Regions from separate parts of the Homo sapiens genome. Here region 2 is linked to region 1. Evidence: read pairs that join two places in POLR2A ChIA-PET (ENCODE). Cell type or tissue: MCF 10A. All regions are shown on one strand. Links, peaks and the distances in the headings refer to the core of each region. The heading gives the core; the rest is flanking DNA.

Region 1 (10,858 bases), core at 2,546-7,545:
TAGGTCACTGGAAAAAGAGGTGGCGTGTGTGTGTGTGTGTTTAGAAACAGAGTGTAGTTGTGTGTCTGTGCATGTAGAAAGAGGACATGGTTGTGTGTGTGTGTTTGTGTGTGCGTGTATAGAAAGAGGATGTGGGGCCAGGCACAGTGGCTCATGCCTGTAATCCTAGTGTATAATTGGGAGGCTGAGGTGGACAGACTGCTTGAGCCCAGGAGTTCAAGACCAGCCTAGGCAACATATCGAGAGTCTGTCTCTACAACAAAAAATAAAAAATTAGCTGGGCATGGTGATGCATGCCTATAGTCCCAGTTACTCAGGAGACTGAGGCAGGAGGATCACTTGAGACAGGAAGGTTGAAGCTGCAGTGAGCTATGATCACGACACTGCACTGGGTAACAGTAAAACTCCGTCTCAAAAAAAAAAAGTGTTTTTTTGTGTTTGTGAGCATGTGTGTGAGTGTATAGGAAGAGGATGTGGTCATGTGAGTGTGCCTGTGAGTAATGTATATGTGAGTATACCTGTGTGTGTGTGTTGTGTGTATATGTGAGTGTGCCTGTGTGTGTGTGTTGTGTGTATATGTATGTGTTGTATGTATATGTGAGTGTGCCTCTGTGTGTGTGTTGTGTATATGTGAGTGTGTGTGTTGTGTGTATATGTGTGTGTTGTGTGTATATGTGAGTGTGTGCTGGGGCAGCATCACAGGAATTCGCCTGCCATAAGGCCGGGCTGCGTCACGGCTAAGGCCGCAGTTCCCCCACCGTGCCTGGGTTTGGATCCTGGCTGCTCCGGTCGCCTGCTGTGGGTCCTTGCACACATTAACCTCTGAACACCAGTGGCCGTATCTGAAATAGCGCGAGAACAAAACTCAGGATTGCTGGGGAGCTGTAGGAGTGGAATTATGCAAAGCATGGCATGTCGCCCGTAACAGACTTCCGGGCCACCGTGGTGGTGCCGACACAGGCCGGCCGGGGCGTGCGTGGGGTCTGGCTTTGTCTTCTTGTCTCCCTCTGCTCCTCCCTCCTCCCCTGGCCGAGGGAGCCCGGCCTGTCTTCCTGGCCACAGTTCGGGAGGCCGCCGTCCTCAAAGCTGGGCACCAGCTATGGCTCAGTGTCTCCAGCCTCCAGGATTCCTGTGGTCGGGATCCAGCGTCTCTTTATCGTTTTTAAAGTGTTTTGCTGCTGGGAAGCCTCAAGCCTCTCCGCAGAGGGACATAAATAAAGGCAGGAACTTGGCCATTAGTAGGCTTCATGTGGCGTTTCCACCTGGGAGCGCCCTGGCGTGCTGCAAGCTGCCCTCACTGGCCAAGAGCAGGGCGGGAGGGGAGCCTCTGGAGTTCTCCGGTTCTGGGTTAGGTGCCTCTTACTCTCTGGGCTGCAAACAGACGGGGGTGCCTGGCAATGTGCCCCGGGCGGAGCACCCCTAACAGTTGCAGTTCAAATTTGGAGCCAGGCTGACCCTGGTTCAAGTCCTGTTGCTGTGTGCTGGCCGTGTCCCTGGACGGGTGGCACAAGGTCTTGGTCTCCAGTGTGCAGATGAGAGATGGTGATTATCTACTCCTGGGTGCTGGGCTCAGAGCCGCTGGCACCAGCCCTGGGGGCTGCCAGACATATAGCCCTCGGCTCTGTCACGCCCGGAACTCAAACCTCGCAGGCAGTCAGGGGAGAGGTCTGTGTGTGGAGCTCAGAACTCAGTGAGCACCCCATGTGCCTGTAAGGCCTCGCCATCTCCTACCCAACCCAGATGAGGCTCCTGCTTCCCACCCCTGGCAGGGAGTCTGATCTCATCCTAGCTCAAAGGTGGAAACTGAACGTGGGCCAGGTGGCAAAGTTCCCCAGTGGGTTCAGCTTCCGCCGGGTGGAGGAGGTGGGAGGCATGGCTGGAGGCCTGGCATCAGGCTGGATGAGGTGGACCCCTCAGGCTTGAATCCAAGAGGGCTCAGAGGGTGAGTGGGGCCCCAGGCCACGTCTCCAACAGCTGCCCACCTAGCCTTGCGCCTCCGCCTTCCTTCCTTCCTTTAAAAATGGCTACAGGCACATTTTCTTTGATTACTTTTATACTGAATAACACTATCCTTTTTAAAGCAAAAAATACATGCTCATGATAAACAAATGGAACCGGACAGATCTTTATCAAGGCCCCCGCAATGTGACCTTGTGACTCCAAGACAGAATAACTTTCCATGTGTGTTTTCAAGAGGTTGTGGGGAGCCGCTGAACCTGGGAGCAGTGAGGGCACAGGCGAGAGCTGTGGCCAGGAGAGTCACAGGAGCGGCAAAGACGAAAGGGAGTGGGAGATGGGAGGCCAATCAGAAAGCAGTGCCCGAAGCTGGGTGAGGAGCAGCAAAGGCGGGGGTTTCCTTGAGGATACCTGAGAGCCATGCTAGGGTGGGGAGGTCTGGGGGGAGTTGTGGGCTGGCCTTGAGTTTGAGATTGAGGCCCAGGCTGAGAGCGTGGTGACCCCTGCACTGTGGGTCTGCTCGAGCTGTGTGCTTCCCAGGAGCAAGAGCAAAGAGGCCAGAGGGAGGGGGGCAGAACAGGCCAGCAAGGGAGCCCCCAGAACAGGACACGCGTTCCTTGGCCCTCCCCAGGCAGCCCTAAGAGGGAAGAGAAGCTCTGCCCCCTCCTGCCCCCTCCTGCCCTCTCCTGTTCCCTCCTGCCCCCTCCTGCTCTCCTCCATGGAGTCAGGGGGCCCCAGGTGGCCATGGCCAGCCCATTCAGGGATCTGAGCCCCAGAGCCTGCATGCCAGGGTGAGCAGAGCCAGCTTGACTGCAGCCATGCTGACCCCGCAACCTTCCCCGAGGTCTGAGGACACCACGCTCCCTTCCTGCCGGCAGGTTGTAATTGGGTTTCACACGGGGCCTTCTGGCGCTGACCTACATGTTCCGGTCCGTGCCTCCTTGGTTTCTGAGTGTGTGCCCCTGATGGTTCTGGAACCTCTGGGCGTGGGCCTCCTTCCCTCCCCGCCTCATCAGCTGCTCTGATTCCACCGGGCAAGGTCAGGCTGGCAAGGAAGGAATTGGAGCTGCAGTCTGGGCGCCAGGCCCAGAGTGTGCTTCCCAGGGGCTGCCTGTGGGGAGGCTCCCGATCTGCCCACTCCCGAAATAAGAAGGGGCGCCCAGAGAGGAGGAGACTCTGGATGCGTGGTCAGCAGGCACCGGCTGCCATCCCCAGGAGAGTCATTGCCTGTGAGGACGTTGACCCTGGTAGGACCCGCCTCTCTGAAGCTGTCTCGGGTGTGAGTGAGGAGGAACGGGGTCTCTGGGGACTGAGCCCTCATCTCCAGTGCAAAATGCAGAGGCATGGGAGGGAATCAAATGAAACAGTGTGTGTGGAACAGAAGGCGCCAAATGGGAATGTCCCCCTGCCTGTCCATCTCCCTCCCTCCCCCGCCTCCTTATTTGCAGACGGAGGGACTGGATATCCTGGCAGAGCGTCTTCCGTGATGCGTAACCTCCCAGGAGATGCATGTTCTGGGGTTCCCCACTTACAGTTGAGAATACAGAGGCTAAGAAGGGTGAAGGGACTGCCTCCGGGTCCCAAGGCTGTTCCAAGTGATCTAGGACTCAGCTTTGGTCCTCCTGCCCTCAGCACCCTTGGTCATCACCTCCACTCGGTGTGCAGGAGGCTCCTGCTGTAGGTGCCCAGATGTTCGGCAGCTTTGTACTTAGAAATTTCGAGGGGGCGGTCGGGCGCTGTGTCTCACGCCTGTAATCCCAGCACTTTGGGAGGCCGAGGCAGGTGGATCACAAGGTCAGGAGATCGAGACCATCCTGGTTAACACAGTGAAACCCCGTCTCTACTAAAGATACAAAAAAATAGCCGGGTGTGGTGGTGGGCGCCTGTAGTCCCAGCTACTCGGGAGGCTGAGGCAGGAGAATGGTGTGAACCCGGGAGGCGGAGCTTGCAGCTAGCCGAGATCACGCACTGCACTCCAGCCTGGGTGACAGAGCAAGACTCCCTCTCAAAAAAAAAACAAACACACAGAAATTTCGAGGGGGCAGAGGGTGTCCTAACCTTGTCCCTCAGCAGGTCTTCACCCTGGCACCTTCACCAGACACCCGCCATGGCTCTCGGCTCAGCGGGTAGCTGAGTGTGTTCTCTTTGGGTTCTGACAGGTTCCAGCTTGTTTTTTGAGACCTTGTCAGCGTGGGGCCTGCCGGGAAGCAGGTGCTTGTCTTTAATGGGATGCCTTATCCTGGGCTCCACAGGCTGCACGGGGCGTTGTTCAGGTGACTCCTACACGCCGAGGCGTCTCTAGAGGAGGAGCCTCAAAAGGACTAGCAGGGGGTGCAGATAACTTTGTTTTTAAAATGAAGCCAAAGCTTTCACCACATCTCAGAGACAGAGTGACCCGAATGTGGAGGTTTGGCTGGAACCAGGCAGGTACCATCCACTACGGCTCCCACCTCTCCTGCTCGGAATCCCCCGCTGCCCTCCCCCAGGCCCTGGTCTCTGATTTCAGACTCGCCTCTGCTCTGTTTCACGTCTCCTGCAAGCAGACAAGCATGAAGCCTGCCCTCCGAGGCTGCATGAATAATAGAACTGAAATCATCCCTAGTTAAAAATAGATACTCTTCTTAATAAATATTTTACATACTGTCTTTAGGATATACAGGTCCCCTGGCTGAAGACTTAAAGCAAACCCTGTTATCGAAACCAAAAGATGTAGGAAAGGCTCTGCCCGGGCTCTGCCAGTGTGTTCCTGCACCACGGCTCTTGCCTCAAAGCCACCCACTCTGCGGTGACGTCCGACGCAGACAGCGCACACACGGATTACGTTGGAACTCATAGCCAGGAGCGGCTTGGGAATTCTTGGGTGTATTAGTCACTTGTGAATTTTATGGAGGCAAATCAATTATAAAGTGCCCCTTGGTTAGTGAGGCTTGGAGTTCAGAAAACCCAAAAGCAGGTTCTTACGTTACTGCTGCGAGGCAAGGCCTTCACCGTGAATGGAAGCTGGGGTGTCTGGGGGCAGCTGTGTGGAGGAAGAGAAAATTCTGGGCAGAAGCAGTTGGAGTTTAAAGTGCTGGCCCATTTCTGAAAACTTTGCAAACTTTGCAAAAACTTTGGATCGGACGTCACTGCAGAGTGGGTGGCTTTGAGGCAAACAGAGCAATCTTGAAGGTCTCCATTAATGAAGGCATGGCGTGGTCTGGATGCAGCAAATGCATTTGAATGATCTGCAGGAAGGCCTCGTAGCCTTGCTCCCCCCACCCATGTGCTTCCCCAGGAAGACAGGGGCAGCTAGGAAATGCTGGGGCCTGCCCAGTGTGCAGACCGCTTCCAGGTGACCCCACGCTGCATGGCCCAAGGCAAAGGCTGGAGCGTCCTTATTTAACAGGAGAGGAAAGTGGATACTGGAAGGGCAGAGCGTGCTGGGGCTGGAACAGACAAGCCCCAGGCTGGAGGGCCCATGTCTCACTCCCTCTGCCCCACACCTCAGCTGGTCTGCCTATGTGGTATTCTTGAACTGAGTGAAGAGACCCTTCTCTGTCAGGGCCACCTGCCCCACAGAGGGGCTCTTGTCTTCCTTGTGCTCAACATACCTTGAGGACATTTTGCTTTAGCACCCAGCACCCTGGATGGCATGTAGGGGTCCAGGTGTGTCTCTGCTCCAGACAGTGAATCCTTGAGCACCTGGCTTAGAGCTGGGCCCCTGGTACATGTTGTTACATGGATGGGTGGGTAGGTGGATGGGTGGGTGGGTAGGTGGATGGGTAGGTGGGTGATATGATTTGGCTTTGTGTCCCCACCCAAATCTCATCTTGAATTGTAATCCCCATAATCCCCACGTGTGAAGGGAGGGACCTGGTAGGAGGTGATTGGATTATGGGGGGTGGATGGGTGGATGTGTGGATGGAGGGATGGGTGGATAGATGGAGGGATGGAGGGGTGGATGAATAGTGTGTATGGATAAGTGGATGGAGGGATGGGTGGATGGGTAGATGGAGGGATGGGTGGAGGGGTAGAGGGGTGGATGGACGGATGGATGGGAGCATGTATGGATAAGTGGATGGAGGGATGGGTGGAGGGGTAGAGGGGTGGATGGACGGATGGATGGGAGCATGTATGGATAAGTGGATGGAGGGATGGGTAGATAGGTGGATGGAGGGATGGGTGGATAGGGGGATGGAGGGATGGGTGGATGGGTGGATACATGGATGGAGGGATGGTGGATAGGTGGATGGATGGATAGAGGGAGGGGTGGGTGGATGATGGAGAGAGGGATGAGTGGATGGATGGATGAGTAGATGAACAGATGTGTGGATAAAGGGATGGGTGAATGGGTGGATGGAGGGATGGGTAGATGGGTAGATGGAAGGATGGATGGAGGGGTGGAGGGGTGGGTGGATGGATGGATGGATTGTTGTGTGTATAGATAAGTGGATGGAGGGATGGGTAGATGGGTGGATGTGTGGATGGAGGATGGTGGATAGGTAGACGGATGGATAGAGGGAGGGGTGGAGGGATGATGGAGAGAGGAATGAGTGGATGGATGGATGAGTGGATGAATAGATGGGTGGATAAGGGGATGGGTGGATGGAGGGATGGGTGGATGGGTAGATGGAAGGATGGATGGAGGCATGGAGGTGTGGGTGGGTGGGTGGATGGGTGTGTGTATGGATAAGTGGATGGAGGGATGGGTGGATAGGTGGATGGAGGGATGAGTGGATGGGTGGATGTGTGGATGGAGGGATGGTGGATAGGTGGATAGAGGGAGGAGTGGATGGATGATGGAGAGAGGGATGAATGGATGGATGGATGAATGGATGAATATATGGGTGGATGAAGGGATGGGTGAATGGGTGGATGAATGGAGGGATGGGTGGATGGAGGGATGATGGATGGTAGGGGTAGATGGGTGGATGGAGGGATGGGTGAATGTATTGATGGTAGGGTGAATGAAGGGATGGGTGGATAGATGGCTGGGTGGAAGGATGGGTGGATTGGTGGATAGATAGGTGAATGGATTGAGGGATGGGCGGATGATGGATGGTGGATGGATGGGTGGGTAGGTGGATCCATGGATGGATGCACAGAGGGAAAAAGGCACATTGTATCAGACTCCAAAGGGAGAATTAATTGCAGCATAAAATGGGAGTCCAGGACCTCTCTTATTTCAGAGTTCATCGTGTAGATGGGAACAGTGTTTAACCCTTCCCTCTCCCACTGCCCTCTGTCAGCTGCTTCCCAGTTCCTAAATTATTGGCTCTGAAAGTGGGGGCTGGGGGAGTGGGGAAAAGAGTGGAGATGCTGAGACTTTCCCATGTGTCCAGCTTCCAGAGGCTTCCAGGACAGACTGTGGCACCATGGTTAGTAGCCAGGAGCAGGTTAGGGCATTATGGTACCTCCCCAAACAAAGCAGGGTGCTCCAGCTTCAGGCAGTCAGGACCCCATCTGCTCAGTGAGTGTCTGGTCAGCACCCACTCAGGCCAGGCTGTGTGGCAAATACAAAAGAAGTTAAAAAAAAATAAAGACATTCCATTATTTCAATAGAAAGAATTTTTTAAAAATGTGTCACTGGAGGTACACTTGCTTTACATTTTTTGCTTTGGAAGATGTAGGGAAAAAAGTCATGAAATGTTTTCATTTCTCTGTGATTGAGCAGACTCTTAAAATATTAAACTATTGCTTAATAATTGATTAAAACTAATCTCTGTGGGAGCCAACCACCCATTTGGTAGGATCTCTTTAAACTTTTAGGGGCTTTTAGCTCCCCCTGGCCGCCTAACCTTTCTCTTGTCTGATTCATTCTGGGCTCAGCAGACGTTTGGTCTCTTGTGGATTGATGATGTCAGGATGCTTCTGTCGGGCCGTGGGATGGCTGATGAGGCTGGATTCCGAACAAGGAACATCCTAGGGACACAGTGTCTGGAGAGGCAGTGAGGGAAGAGGAAAGAAATGTCTGTGAATAATTGTACTGCAGCTTCTAAAACTCGGGACGGGAGTCAGAGAAAACAGCCCTGTGGCCTTCAGAGCCGCTTAAGTTGTCTGTGACTTGAGTTTTTCCACACAATGACAATGGTGCCTGCCTCTCCATTTTCCCAGGAACGCTAAGCCATCGAGCAAAGTGGTTTAGAATGTGGGCGCAGGCATCCGAGTGTCTGGCTTCAAAACTTCCCCAGCAAGTTACCGAATGTGTAACCTTGGACGCGCTTTTTATTTTCTCTATACCTCAGCTCCTTATCAATAAAATGAGGATAGTAATATTAATAGAAACCCTCTTCTGTGCAGATGAGGTGAGGCAATGCATGTAAAGTTCTTAGCACTGGCCAGGGCTGGGCAAAGGCAGGGCTCACTATGCATTTAAGAGCTCAAAGCCCGGGTGAGCTGGCTCACGCCTGTAATCCCAGCACTTTGGGAGGCCGAGGCGGGCGGATCACCTGAGGTCGGGAGTTCAAGACCAGCCTGGCCAACATGCAGAAGCCCTGTCTCTACTAAAAATACAAAAAAATTAGCCGGGTGGGGTGGCACACGCCTGAAATCCCAGCTACTCCGGAGGCTGAGGCAGGAGAATCGCTTGAACCCGGGAAGCAGAGGTTGCGGTGAGCCCAGATCACGCCATTGCACTCCAGCCTGGGCAACAAGAGTGAAACTCTGTCTCAAAAAAAGAAAGAAAGAAAAAAGCCCAAAGGAGACTCTGAATTTTAAAACAACTACTTTGAGGCCAGTCACGGTGGTTCACGCCTGTAATCCCAGCACTTCGGGAGGCCAAGGCAGGAGGATCACTTGGGCCCCAGGGTTCGAGACCAGCCTAGACAACATGGTGAGACCCCACCTCTACAAAAAATGTAGAAATTAACTGGGTGTGGTGGAACATGCCTGTAGCCCCAGCTACTCAGGAGGCTGAGGTGGGAGGATTGCTTGAGCCAGGGAGTTCGAAGCTGCAATGAGCGATGATCATATCACTGCACTCCAGCCTGGTGACAGAGGGAGACCCTGTCTTGAAAAAATAAATAAAACAAAAACAACTACTTTGAAAAAGGGATCATTAGGTGAACAACTGAAGCCTCTGAAACTAAACAGTCTCAGCCAGGTGCGGTGGCTCACACCTGTAATCCCAGCACTTTGGGAGTCCGAGGCGGGTGGATCACCTGAGGTCAGGAGTTTGAGACTAGCCTGGCCAACATGGTGAAACCCCGTCTCTACTAAAAATATAAAAAATTGGCCGGGTGTGGTAGCTCACGCCTGTAATCCCACCACTTCGGGTGGATCACCTGAAGTCAGGAGTTTGAGACCAGCCTGGCCAACATGGCAAAACCCTATCTCTACTAAAAATACAAAAATTAGCCAGGTGTGGTTGTGCATCCCTGTAATCCCAGCTACTTGAGAGGCTGAGGAAGGAGAATCGCTTGAACCTGGGAGGCAGAGGTTACAGTGAGCCAAGATGGCACCACTGTACTCCAGCCTGGGCGACAGGAGCAAAACTCCATCTCAAAAAAGAAAAGAAAAGAAACGAAGCAGTCTCAAAGAAATGTTTGTACACTTGTGTTTATAGCAGCACTATTCACAACAGCCAAAATGTGGAAACAACCCAGATGTCCATGGGCGCATGAATGGGTAAAGCAATGTGGTATGTACGTACAACGGGGTATTATTTAGCCCTGAAAAAGGAAGAAAATTCAGAGGTCGGGTGCAGTGGCTCACAACTGTACCTATAACCCCAGAACTTTGGGAGGCCGAGGCAGGAGGATTGCTTGAGCCCAGGAGTTCAAGACCAGCCTGGGCAACATGGTGAGATCCTGTCTCTATACAAAAAAACAAAAAAAATCAGCCAGATGTGGTGGCACATGCCAGTGGTTCCAGCTACTTGAGAGGCTGAGGTGGGAGGATTGGTTGAGCCCAGGAGTTGAGGCTGCAGTGAGCTGTGATCATACCACTGCACTCCAGCCTGGGCAAGAGAGCAGGAAAACGCCTCCCCCAGCATACACAAAGGAAGGAAATTCTGACTCGTGCTACAACATGGATGAATCTCAAGACATGCTAAGTGAAATAAGCCAGTCGCTGGCCGGGGGTGGTAGCTCATACCTGTAATTCCAACACTCTGGGAGGCTGAGGCAGGCAGATCACTTGAGGTCAGGATTTCAAGACCAGCCTGGGCAACATGGTGAAACCCTGTCTCCACCAAAAAATACAAAAACAAACAAAACAAACAAAACAATTAGCCAGATTTGGTAGCACATGCCTGTAGTCCCAGCTACTCAGGAGGCTGATGCATGAGAATCACTTGAACCCTGGAGGCGGAGGCAACAGTGAACCGAGATTGTGCCACTGCACTCCAGCCTGGGCAACACAGACCCCGTCTGAAATAAATAAATAAATAATAAGGCAGTCACAAAGGGGCAAATACTGTATAATTCCACGTCTATGAGGTATTTATTTTATTATTGTTATTATTTTTGAGATGGAGTCTCGCTCTGTTGCCCAGGCTAGAGTGCAGTGGTGCAATCTTGGCTGACTGCAACCTCTGCCTCCTGGGTTCAAGCGATTCTCCTGCCTCAGCCTCCTGAGTAGCTGGGATTACAGTAGCCTGCCACCACACCCAGCTAATTTTTGTATTTTTAGTAAAGACAGGGTTTCACCACATTGGCCAGGCTGGTCTTGAACTCTTGATCTCAGGTGAGCCACCCGCCTTGGCGTCCCAAAGTGCTGGGATTACAGGCATGAGCCACCATGCCTGGCCCTATGATGTATTTAGAGCAGCCAGAAAAATAGAGATAGAAAGTGGAATGGAGGTTGCCAGGGCTGGGGAGGGGAATGTGGAGTTGTCATTTAATGGGTGCAGAGTTTCAGTTTTGTAAGATGAAAAGAGTTCTGGAAATGAATGGTGGTGATGGTTGCATAACAACGTAAATTA
Region 2 (10,858 bases), core at 2,525-7,524, 350 kb after region 1:
GCCTCAGGCAGCCTAGTGTTCCCTACACACAGAGAGTCAGTCCTTAAAACCTTGGGTGGTGGAGACATCTGGTAGCCGAACACTATGATGCTGACTTTACATCCGCTGGACACCTTGGTGCACACAGCTTTGTGCTAGACGCTTTACGGACTCTGCCTCATTGAACTTTGAGAATAAGCCCAAGTCAAGTACTGTTGTCTCCGTTTTTCTTGATAATGATATTGAAGTTTCCAGAAGTTAGGAATCTAAGCCAATTATTGGGCAGAGATGGAGGCAGGGTTAACATCAGGTTAGCCGGCCCCAGAGCCAGTGCTTTTCCTCCGACTGGCCCCTCAAACCTGAGTTCCAGGCAGCAGTGGCATGCGACAGCCCCCGAGTTAAGCATAGGAGAGGGATCCGGTTCCAGTTCACATATCCTGCGAGCAGTCCCACGTTCCTTTCCCAGCCTCTTAATCAGAGACTCTCAGCATCACCAGCACGGGGAACCTGCCACTCCTGGGTCCATGGTGAACCCAGCGTGGGAGCTGGCTCCGGGCACATAGAAGGGAAGTGAGGCCACATTCCCACTGCTCTTTCTCTGCCCCCAAGGCTGGACATGCTGGGATCCCCTCCATACCCCATCTGCCCCTCCAGCCTGGCTAGCCACCTCCTCTTGCTGCCACCTGTGACCTTCCCTGTCCCCCTCATCCTCCTGCCAGTGCTCTTCTCCCACCACAGGGAAGCTCCTCCCTCTCCACGGCTCCCCAGGGCCCATGCTCCTGACTCGGTGGCTCCTCCGTGGAAGTCGTGCTGGCCGACCCCCAGGAGCTTGACCCAGGTGGCCGCCATCTCCTCTCCCCTCCCCCGATCCTCCACCCTCACTGGCCTCCTCGTCCCTTTCCCCTGCCTCTCTTGAGGGTTTTCAAACTCATCCCAAACCTTCTTTTCTAGAGTTTGCTTTCCTTCACCCCTTCTTCTCTCAGCCTCTGGCCAGTGCTGCAGTCTCCTCCTCCCCATCTCCGTATTGGCACCCTGGTCAAACCCACCCCCTTCCACTCGCCTCCCCGACTTCCAGCCTCTTGCCAGGCCTGTCCCCAAAGCGAGCACACTGGACCAGTCACTGCTGCTTAACGTCGGCTGGTGGCTTCTGGATCTCAAAACAAACTGACCTCTCTGCATGCCGTCGGCGGGGCCTTTCCCTATCCGGCCCCTCCCCCATCACTGACCTCAGTCATACTGGTAGCCCGTGCATCCTCAGACACCCGGGCTTTTCCAGCCTCTCCACCTGCAACGCGGTAACCCCCTCATGTCACCTCCAGGACCCGCTGCCCAGCTGTGTCCTGTGCATCTTCTCCTGGGGGGAGGGAAAACCTCCGAGGCCTGCAGCGAGGCCAGGTCAGGGGCTCCCAGGGTCTGTGTGTTTAGGCATGGTGATGGGGCGGTCATTTGTTTAATGTCTGTCTCCCAGGCCACATGAAGGATGGGTGAGGTGGTCCCTACTGTCTGTGGTCACTCTCCTAGCACCCAGCGCAGCACCTGCCCCATAAACACCCCTTGGATGACTGGGGCATCGTGGATAGAAATGCTGTAGGTTGGAGGGAGTCGATGCACATGCCTTCCAGCATAGCCACCATTAAGGAAAAAATCAAAAGAAGTAATGCCATTAAAAGTGTAAAGCTTGGCCGGGCACGGTGGCTCACGCCTGTAATCCCAGCACTTTGGGAGGCCAAGGCGGGTGGATCACAAGGTCAGGAGATCAAGACCATCCTGCCTAATGCAGTGAAACCCCGTCTCTACTAAAAATACAAAAATAAATTAGCCGGTCATGGTGGCAGGCGCTTGTAGTCTTAACTACTCAGGAGGCTGAGGCAGGAGAATGGCATGAACCCGGGAGGTGGAGCTTGCAGTGAGCCGAGATTGCGCCACTGCACTCCAGCCTGGGCGACCGAGTGAGACTCTGTCTCAAAAAAAAAAAAAAGTGTAGAACTTTAATATAACAGAAAAAGTATGTGCAAAACCTCTGGCAGAGCCCACTCTAACTTATAAAGAACTCTGACATGTCAATAAGAAAAAGCCACATTTTGAAGTAGAAAACTAAACGCATGCAGGGCAAGTTTACTGGGGAAATGGCCCATCAACCTGCAAAATGTACTCCCCTTGAAATCCAAGAAATCCAGATGAAAAGGATGTATTTTCACCTGTCCTTTTGGCTAATAATAGTGTAATATGGGCTAGTATTGTCCCACAAGCTTTAAATTTATTATTTAATTTAATGAAACCCTTGTGGGCAGGTGTTGTGTTATATGTGTTTTATGAATTAATAAATCAAGGCTCAGCGACGTTAACTTGCCCAGAGTCACACCGCAGTGAGCGCTGCTGGGTGACCAGCTCAGGCAGCAGGAAGCTGGTGCCCACGTGCGTGCCGTCGAGAGTGTGAGTGGGTTCAGCCTCAGGGTCATTTGGTAACTTAAGTATATATGCTCCGACCTTACCTTTTTAATACTCACATTTATCTTAGTGGAAAAGAATCATGTACATGTGCCGATGTACCCATTAGGATATTGATCACAATCTTCTTTATCAGAGCAGCATTTTGGCCAGGCATGATGGCCCACGCCTGTAATCCCTACACTTCGGGAGGCTGAAGCGGGAGGGTTGCTTGAGCCAGAAGTTCAAGACCTGCATGGGCAATGTAGTGAGACCCCCATCTCTATAAAAAATACAAAAATTAACCAGGCATGGTGGTACATACCTGCGGTCCTAGCTACTCAGGGTTTGAGGTGGGAGGATCACTTGAGTCCAGGAGGTTGAGGCTGCAGTGAGCCATGATCTGGCATCTATACTCTAGCTTGGGCAACAGAGCAAGACCCTATCTCAAAAATAAATAAATAAAAATGGTAAAAGTAGGAACATTTTGATGATAATTTAAATATCTATCACTGGGGAAGTTGTTTAAAAGAATTGTGTACATTTGCATAACGGAAGTACTGTGCCGCCTTTGGGAATAATATGGTCAGTACATACCTACTGATATGAACAATGTTCACAGTGCATTGTTTAGTTTAAAAAGGAGCTGAGAAATAGAATCACATATTATCTAGTTCAAGATCAGTAAGAGAAGTGTGGACATAAAGAACAATGTCTGAGTTCATATACCTAAATGTCACCAGTGGGTTAGCTTTTTAAATGCAATTAAAGCATGTTTGTTCTAGTATTTTCTACATTGAGCATCTTTTATCTGTGTAATAAAGGCATAAAGCGTGTTTTCTTCACCTGTCTAAAAGCATGAACTTGTAAGGAAAGGAGCACCAGCTCTAGGTAACTGAAGCAGCAGACAGATCTGAACTGTGGTCAGACCGCTCCAAAGCTGGCAGCTCATGCAGCAGCGTTTCGGGGTTGCACACCAGTATGGTTTGCAGTGATACCATTTTCTTCTTGTTCTTCCAGGTGCTGTTAAGCCAAGTGCACCGGCTGAGAGCATTGGACTTGCTTGGAAGATTTTTGGACCTGGGTCCCTGGGCAGTGAGCCTGGTGCGTGCCTTCCGCATTAACCTGGGGGCTGAGGGAGGTGGGACAGAGATTAGGCTCCGTGTTTCAGTCTGTGCACGTATTTCATGATCCAGAGCCACCCCCAGCCGTGAGACCCAGGGCGAGTGTGTCCACCGTGTTGGTGTCCTGTCACTCCTGAGGCCCTCAAGGAGCCCACTCTGTACCCGTGCAGCCTGCAGTGCTGCCTGGCGTTTGGGGGTCTGGGGTTGTCGCCCCTCTTTATGTCTGATGTTAGACATAGGAGTGAGTGTGTTGTCGGCCGGTCACCTTTTCCTGAGCCGCCCCCAGCGCTGCGGAGGAGCAGGGCGCCCCTGAGCCTGACGCAGCACCCACCTCGTGGTGCTGCTTCCCCCAGGAGGAGTCTGGATCCTCAGCACTGTCTGCTCACCATCATGGCAGGCACAATTCGGAAACGCTCTTCTGGTTCCTCATTCTATAGCAGAGTAGTAATGGCCACTAAAAACACCCTGGCAGAGGCAGGATCAAGAAGCGACGTGCGTTTAACAAATAACTCACAGGGAAAGTAAAAGGAGGCTGAGAGGGAACCACAGAGTCAAGGAAACTCGAGAGACCTATGGCCAGCTGCCATGTACAGTAAACCTTACTTGGTTCTGTTGAAGTTCCAAAAATGAATACTCATAAAACAATTAGAAATTTTACAGGTGCTGGATTTATGTTATTCAAGAATCATTGTTCGTTTTTCTTGGGTGTGGTAACTGGATCATGTTTTTATAAAAGAGACCTAATTTTTTAGAGATAGACACTGAATATTCACCAATGAAATCACATGACATATGAGCCTTAATTTACTGTGCTTGGGAGCGGTGCGGTGGGGCGGTGGGTGCGGAACCGCTGTCACTAGCTGGGTGGTGAGTACCTGGGTTTGGTGTATTTAAGTATTTTCATCAGATAATGTTGACAAAGAGTGGTAATTGATAGTCCAGCACTGAAGGACGAGAGAAAACATCCAAAACTTGGAAGAATCATTCAGCACTCACCACTGGGCCATTTTCACTCCAGGTGCCTGAGGCCACAAATAGCTTGTAACAGAGTCAGGGCCTGAGTCATCGGAGGAAGGCTGGCGTGACTCGGTCACTTGGTGTGTGCGTGGTGGTGTCGCTTAGTCATCCTGGAAAGGCCTGCGTGGTATTGCGTGCACTCTAAGAAGACAGGAAGCATGTATTCATAACAGTTTAGAAAGAGTTTCATTTTTAAGGTTAATTTTTTAAAACCAGTTTCTTCCCTTTAAAGAATTAAGCTTCTGCTCATTGGAAATTTGCCTAATACATGAATCGAGGCTGGATAAACGAGGTATTTTTACAGGTACAGATTTTGCCTCTCAGGTGAGGGCCCAGCCACCCGAACCAGAGAAACTGCTCATACCTTGTTAAATGTGGCCTTTCACAGGGAAGGGACCCAGGCCTAGGTCCCACCACCACCTCCTGTCTTGGTTACAGGGGACCTCACTTATTGGAAGGTGATACCTTTAGGATATCTTTGAAATTCCAGCAGCTTTGAGATAAGGACACAGCAGAAACCCCTGGCTGTGGAGTGCAGCAGTACTTTGCCAGGCATCCTCCACACTGCAGTGCCCTCCACGCCCTCCCTCCCCTGCCTCTGAGGGCAGAGAGTCCCCTGAGAATGACATGGCCAGAACTGGGCGCCAGTGAGCCCCTGGGCAACCCCCGCTCCTCCCTGCCTTTCCCAGGGCAGGCATCTTTCTCCCAAGGTGTATCTGAAGTGCAAACATGAGTGTTGAGCAAGCTGGCCGTGCCGTCACGGAGAGGTGGCCGTGGTGTCACGGAGAGGTGGCCATGCCGTCACGGAGAGGTGGCCGTGCCGTCACAGGTGGCCGTGGCTCGTACGTGAGCAACACAGTGAAGGTGCCTGATGCTCTGCTGCCAAGAGCAGACGAGGCCACTGAGGGCAGGCAAGGGCCCCAGGCGCAAGCAGCCTGCGCCTCCACAAGGAAAAGCTGCCACCCGATTCATTCCAGTCTCTTGACACCAGTCAAGGCTGGCAGTATGTGGCAGCTTCTAGGAATAAATCAGAGATGAATAAATCTGGAGGAAGCCCCTCTTTACTTTAAGTGAGGCCCATTCATTCCTGTTGCGTTTCCCATATGTGCTGAAGATAGCACCGCAGCTGGTCCCGCGTGGCACCCCTGCTGCTGCCCGTTCCCTTGCTGCGGCACAGGTGCGCTGACGCCCTCCCTCGCCCCCAGGCCTTGTCTGTCGGCATCTTCCCCTACGTGCTGAAGCTGCTCCAGAGCTCGGCCCGAGAGCTGCGGCCACTTCTCGTTTTCATCTGGGCCAAGATCCTCGCAGTGGACAGCGTGAGTATCCCCGCCCTCCTCCCCAGAGTGATGTGAACCTGCCGGCCCTTCTGGGGATGCCGAGCCCTGCGTTTCCAGCCTGCCCTTTCTCCAGCCTCGCTCCCTCTCCAGGCACCGCCGTTCCCTTCCTCTCTTCTGGGGTAAAGTGGGACGCGCCCGCCTCGGCAGCCACCTCTGGGTCGTGGGGGCTGTCACCTACCTGTCCTGTCCCTGGCCTTCCCCTGGTACCCTGCGCTCAGTCCCCCCACACCGTCCTGTCCCTGGCCTTCCCCTGGTGCCCTGCACTCAGTCCCCCTGCCTGTGTCTGACCCCCGTAAGGCTGTCCCCGTGCTCCTGACCCTGACTGGAAGCAACCCCGCCATGGCATAAACTTGGCCTCTGCCTCGCCCAGACCCCGCATTGGCTCTCCTGTGCCCACCATTGCATTTCTCCCCCTCCTCAACCCTGCACAGGTGGTCTGGGCCAGGCCCCGAGGTGTTAGGGGCCACCCCCTTACACGGGGCTGTCCAGCTCTGTCCTCTCTGACGGGCATCAGCCCTGGCCCTGCAGCCATGTGTTCGCCCCTCAATCATCTAGGCCAGGGACCCATATTTAGCTATGTTAAGAGAGACACAAGGTCAGCTGTCCCTGTCCCCAGCGGCTTATGCTTGGGTGCTGGCAGGGGTTGCAGGTGACACCAGCCCTGTTGTGAGGCAGGGTCACCTCCTGCAGGAGCTACCAGCGAGATGGGTCAGAGGAGTGGGGCTGAGAAGTCGTGTGGGCGAGACCCGGCCTATGCTGAACTGGAAACGCCAGGAAGGGCCTTGAGGGGGTGGATGTCGGGCGGGGGTCCAAACATGGAGGTGGCAGGGAGGGCTGGGAAGACATTTAGAGGAGGGCAGGCCACTCCCTGTGGCTGTGTGCGGGGACACGCAGGGAGGCCCCATCCACGCAGACGGTGCACGGTTCCCGGTAGACACAGTTGAACTTCATTTAGCAGGCATGGGGATTATTACAGATTTTGGAACAAAGACATCAAAGAATGAAGCTGTGGTTTATAAACATTGCCTGGCCTCGGTGTCAAGTGGATTGTAGGGAAACACGGGGTGGAGAGCATTTTCCTCCAGGAGGGTGGGCAGAGGAGGTCGGGCTGCAGGGCTGGGAGGGCGGCACCAAGCCTGGGTTGGGAGAGGCGACTCGGGCTGAAGCCTGTGTGGCCGGCTGGGGCTCGGGGAGCCTTCCAGAGACAACTGGTCAGGAGCCCTGTGCGGCCTAGGAGCAGGGCTGGCCCGATGCCAAGACTGGGGACCTCGTCTACCCAGTGGTGATGGCAGGCGAGACCCTCGAAGGAAAATGTGGAAGGCTCAGCTGCGGGAGAACTCTCGAAAGCTCCTCGTGTGACACAGTGGAGAGGAGAGCTGTACAGAGTGGTGCAAAGGGTCTGGGAAGGGCTCATTTATAGAACGTGAAGATTCTAGAACAAAGGGTGTGTGCTGAGAATGGAGTTGGGGGATATGTTGCCCTCTGCAGGGTTGTTGGGGACAAAGATTTCCCAGAGATGCCTTTGCCTTTAGCTGTCCGTGTGCGGAGGGGCACACGTGTGTGATACAGAGCTGGGCTCGGAGCCAGGTTGGCAGGGAGCCCCGGGAAGAAGCCAAGTCAGTCTTGCTCTGGGGGTGCCGCCACGGGTGAGGAGAGCGGGACGGAGGAGCCGGCATCAGGGCAAGGCTGGCTTTGCTCCCTGCTTGGTTTTGAAGCAAACCAGCCCCAGCAACTCATTAGAAGGCCTGTAGGAGCAGGTCCACGTTCCCCCCGGACTTCGGCCAGCTGCTGTGTGCACGTGTGTGCGGGGGTGGTCATGTATGTGGGCGCTTGTGCGTGCATGTGTGTGTGGCGCCCTGTCAGGCGGCTTTCATATGCAAAGTCTCTTAATTCCTAAGTCCCCTGTGAAGTTAGCTTGAATTTGCAGCCTATTTACTGGTGAGGCGCCGCCCACAGGAGGGAGCAGGGGCCACATAGCTGCCATGCGAGGGGCCGGCACCCCACTGGGCCCCTGCGCCGGGTCTGGAGCTCCTTGCCCACACAGGGAAATGGAAGGTCTAGCAAAGTCACAGAGCAAGTACAGGAGAGTGCCAAGAACACCTTGGAGAGGCCATGGCTTGGAGCCGGGGAAGACCACCCTTTCCTTTTCTGTGTGGCAGGTGAGGGGAGAGTGGACGGAGCTTAAGCCCCCGGGGCTCCTGCCTGCTGCCCGGCGCTCCCCAGGCCACATTCTGTCAGCTCCTCCGTCCAGTCACTGGCACTGAGACCCAGCCTCATCCTTAGCCCTGTCAGCCATGTCGCACTGGCCACCAGGACCTGCTGTGCTCGCTGAAGCTGCCCTGTTGGGCTTTGTTCAGCCAAATTCACTGACCCTGTTGTCCAGGCACTGGCAGGCACCCCGAGCCACAGGCTCGTACCCCGCACTGTGCGCTCTCACCCGTCAGCCCTGCACACCCCACACAAAGCCACTGCTGTGTCTCCCACCCACAGCCGCTGCTGATTCAAGTCCAGCCCAGGCCATCAGGTCCCCAACTGTGCTGCCCACGGACCCCTGGGCCCCTGCTCAGCCCTTCTGCTCCCTGCACCCAGCCCTGACCATAGCCTCCCCACACCCCAAGTCCTCACGTACTACTTTGGTGTCACAGCTGAAGTCAGGGGGCAGTGGGGAGGCTGCTGCCGAAGCGGACGGTGAGGGCTTCCACCTTGGAGGCAGGCGTCAGTCGTACCCAGCACCAGTTGACCTCTCGCTGGTTCCGCTGATTCTTGTAGATTCCCTGGGATTTTCTGCTAGTTCACTGGTTCTTGTAGATTCCCTAGGATTTTATGTATATGCTCTCTCCAAGCAGAAGCAGCTTCCAGCCCCTCTTCCGGTTCTGGGATCTCTCACTCTTTTTCTGGGCCTGGGGCACTGACCATGGCTCTGCTGGCACGGGTCGGCTACCGTGCTTGCCATCTCTCCCAGCTGCTCCTGATTTCCTGAGCTGGATGCGGGGAGCTGCTGCTCTTCCTCTCAGCACAGCTGAGGTTGACCTTGACCTCAGTTCAACCTTGAACCCTCCTGGGCCCAGTGCTCTGCACCTGGCTGTGACCAGAGAACGCTCCATAATGGTGACCTGAATACCATATATTTCAGCAAAATATTTTCCCTGCTACCCATTAAACTACAGATAAAGAATGACTGCTTTGAAAGATTGGCTAAAGCACTGGATTTAAGGTTAAAACCCTGAGTTTGATCCCATCACCGCATTTGCTCTTACAAGTCATTTTCACTTCCCTTGGCCATGATTTGCCTCTGTAAAATCATGAGCCTTCGGCCGTCTGCCTTCAGCCACAGTTCCAGAGCTCAGAACCAGGACGTGGAAAACTGCTGTGTAAATTATAGAGGAACAGGAACAGGACCAGGAAGGGGCACCACGTAAATCTCACATCTCTCCTGCCTGTCCCTGTTACACTAAAACCTTTTCTTGCTAAACAGAAAGCTTGGCTTTGTGGATCAGGACGCGAGAGGTGTGGGTCATTTCTATTTTACTCTTCTTCAAATTCACTGAAGAGCCACATTATGTAAACAAAGGGTGTTTGGCAGGAAGTCATTTTGAAACGTGGTTTCTGTCCTACACCCATATCTTCGTCATCTACATGGACACACTTAGAAATATCTTGGCACCTGGCCACGGATGAAGGACCATGTGTAGGGGCTCTGGGATGCACAAAACGGTGACCCTCACATGACACAAAGCCCAGGGTGAAGGGAGGAAGAGATGCCATCTGCATGCAGAGGTCTGGGATTACGGCCGCCTGAGCCTGCTCCCCAGCACCGCCAGTGCTGCAGGAACGTGTCTAAGCCAACTTTGATTCTCAGACTTCGTGTTTTTAGTACCTTTTAGGACCTGGAAATTGATGATGTCTTTATTTTTAGTCTCAGGGGTGGCTCTTGGTGAAAGGGGACAGCCTTCCTCGTACCTTCCTCGTGACATTCTCACTGCATCCACAGCCCATCATGGTATTGCAGTGCAGGGCGTCTTGTTTAAAACTGGCTCTTGGTCCCGTGGATCTCCCAGGGCCTGTTGCTCTCGAGTGCCCCAAATGGCAGAACGTGGCCATGAGCACGGAGGCTGCAGCGTGCCTTCGTTTTACACCCTGCTCCAGGCAGATACCAGGGCCTCGGGTTTATTATTCATGCTGCTGAAGGGGTCATCTGCTCAGTACTGCTTGGGGAGCTGTTCCCACAGCCAGCTGGGCATGCCCTTGCCTGCAGTGTTCTTGTAACTGCCTGCAGGCATCACAGGCCTTCCTGTGAATTAATTTCTTAACCAGCTTGTTGCACCTGCATGTTTAAAAGCAATCATTCCACTGAGGGGCATTTTGAAGTGTTTCCGGTAGAAACTGAGCCTCGTCTACCTCACCTGCCTCGCCCTTCCTTCCATCGTTACCCTGGCGATAACTTCCCAGAGATGAAAGTTCCCTGTGTTTTTGAGGGGTCATTCCTCTACTCCCTTCCCCTCCCCACGTCTGGCCATGGATGTTGCTGGCGGTCCTCCGGATCTCCACCCCTACCCCCCCATGATGTGTGCACCCCCTACAATGTGTGCATGCCCCTCTGTGTTGGTGATGGTCCTCCGAAGCTCCGCCCACCATGATGTCTGCTCCGCCCCCTCGTGTTGCTGGTGGTCCTCTGGAGCTCCGCCCACCATGATGTCTGCTCCGCCCCCTCCTCGTGTTGCTGGTGGTCCTCCGGGGCTCCGCCCACCATGATGTCTGCTCCGCCCCCTCCTCGTGTTGCTGGTGGTCCTCCGGGGCTCCGCCCCCACATGATGAGTGCCTCCTGCAGCCCTCAGCCGTCCCTGTGACTCCTGGGGCTTGCCATTGTGCAGATCGGGGTGCACATGGTGTACAGACGGGTCCACCTGTGAAGATCGCAGAGCCTGCTCAGAGGTTCAGAGGTGCAGACAGAAGCCAGCCACTCCCCCAGTGTTC

The links. Peaks named below come from ENCODE experiments on the same cell type or tissue, not always from the same donor. Only the 100,000 strongest peaks of a DNase experiment are listed, where the experiment ranks them.
Region 2: POLR2A ChIA-PET joins it to region 1 with 5 read pairs; 2 of 35 experiments call an interaction of 5 or more read pairs at or near these places.

The regions. Positions count from the first base shown.
Region 1 is chr17:80,497,426-80,508,283 of GRCh38, forward strand. No RefSeq gene overlaps it. Among named protein-coding and RNA genes, the nearest start is that of NPTX1, 26 kb to the left of the region's middle. In MCF 10A, for the core only: no CTCF peak of the experiment used is centred there; DNase peaks (open chromatin) are centred at 4,176 and 4,766.
Region 2 is chr17:80,852,038-80,862,895 of GRCh38, forward strand. RPTOR (regulatory associated protein of MTOR complex 1) reads left to right here. Exons shown (of 34, transcript NM_020761.3): 12 at 3,427-3,510; 13 at 5,753-5,863. Among named protein-coding and RNA genes, the nearest start is that of CHMP6, 130 kb to the right of the region's middle. RefSeq lists enhancers at 3,208-3,739, 3,740-4,270, 3,933-5,132, 4,452-4,746, 4,483-4,632 and 3 more. In MCF 10A, for the core only: a CTCF peak has its summit at 7,430; DNase peaks (open chromatin) are centred at 4,604 and 7,454.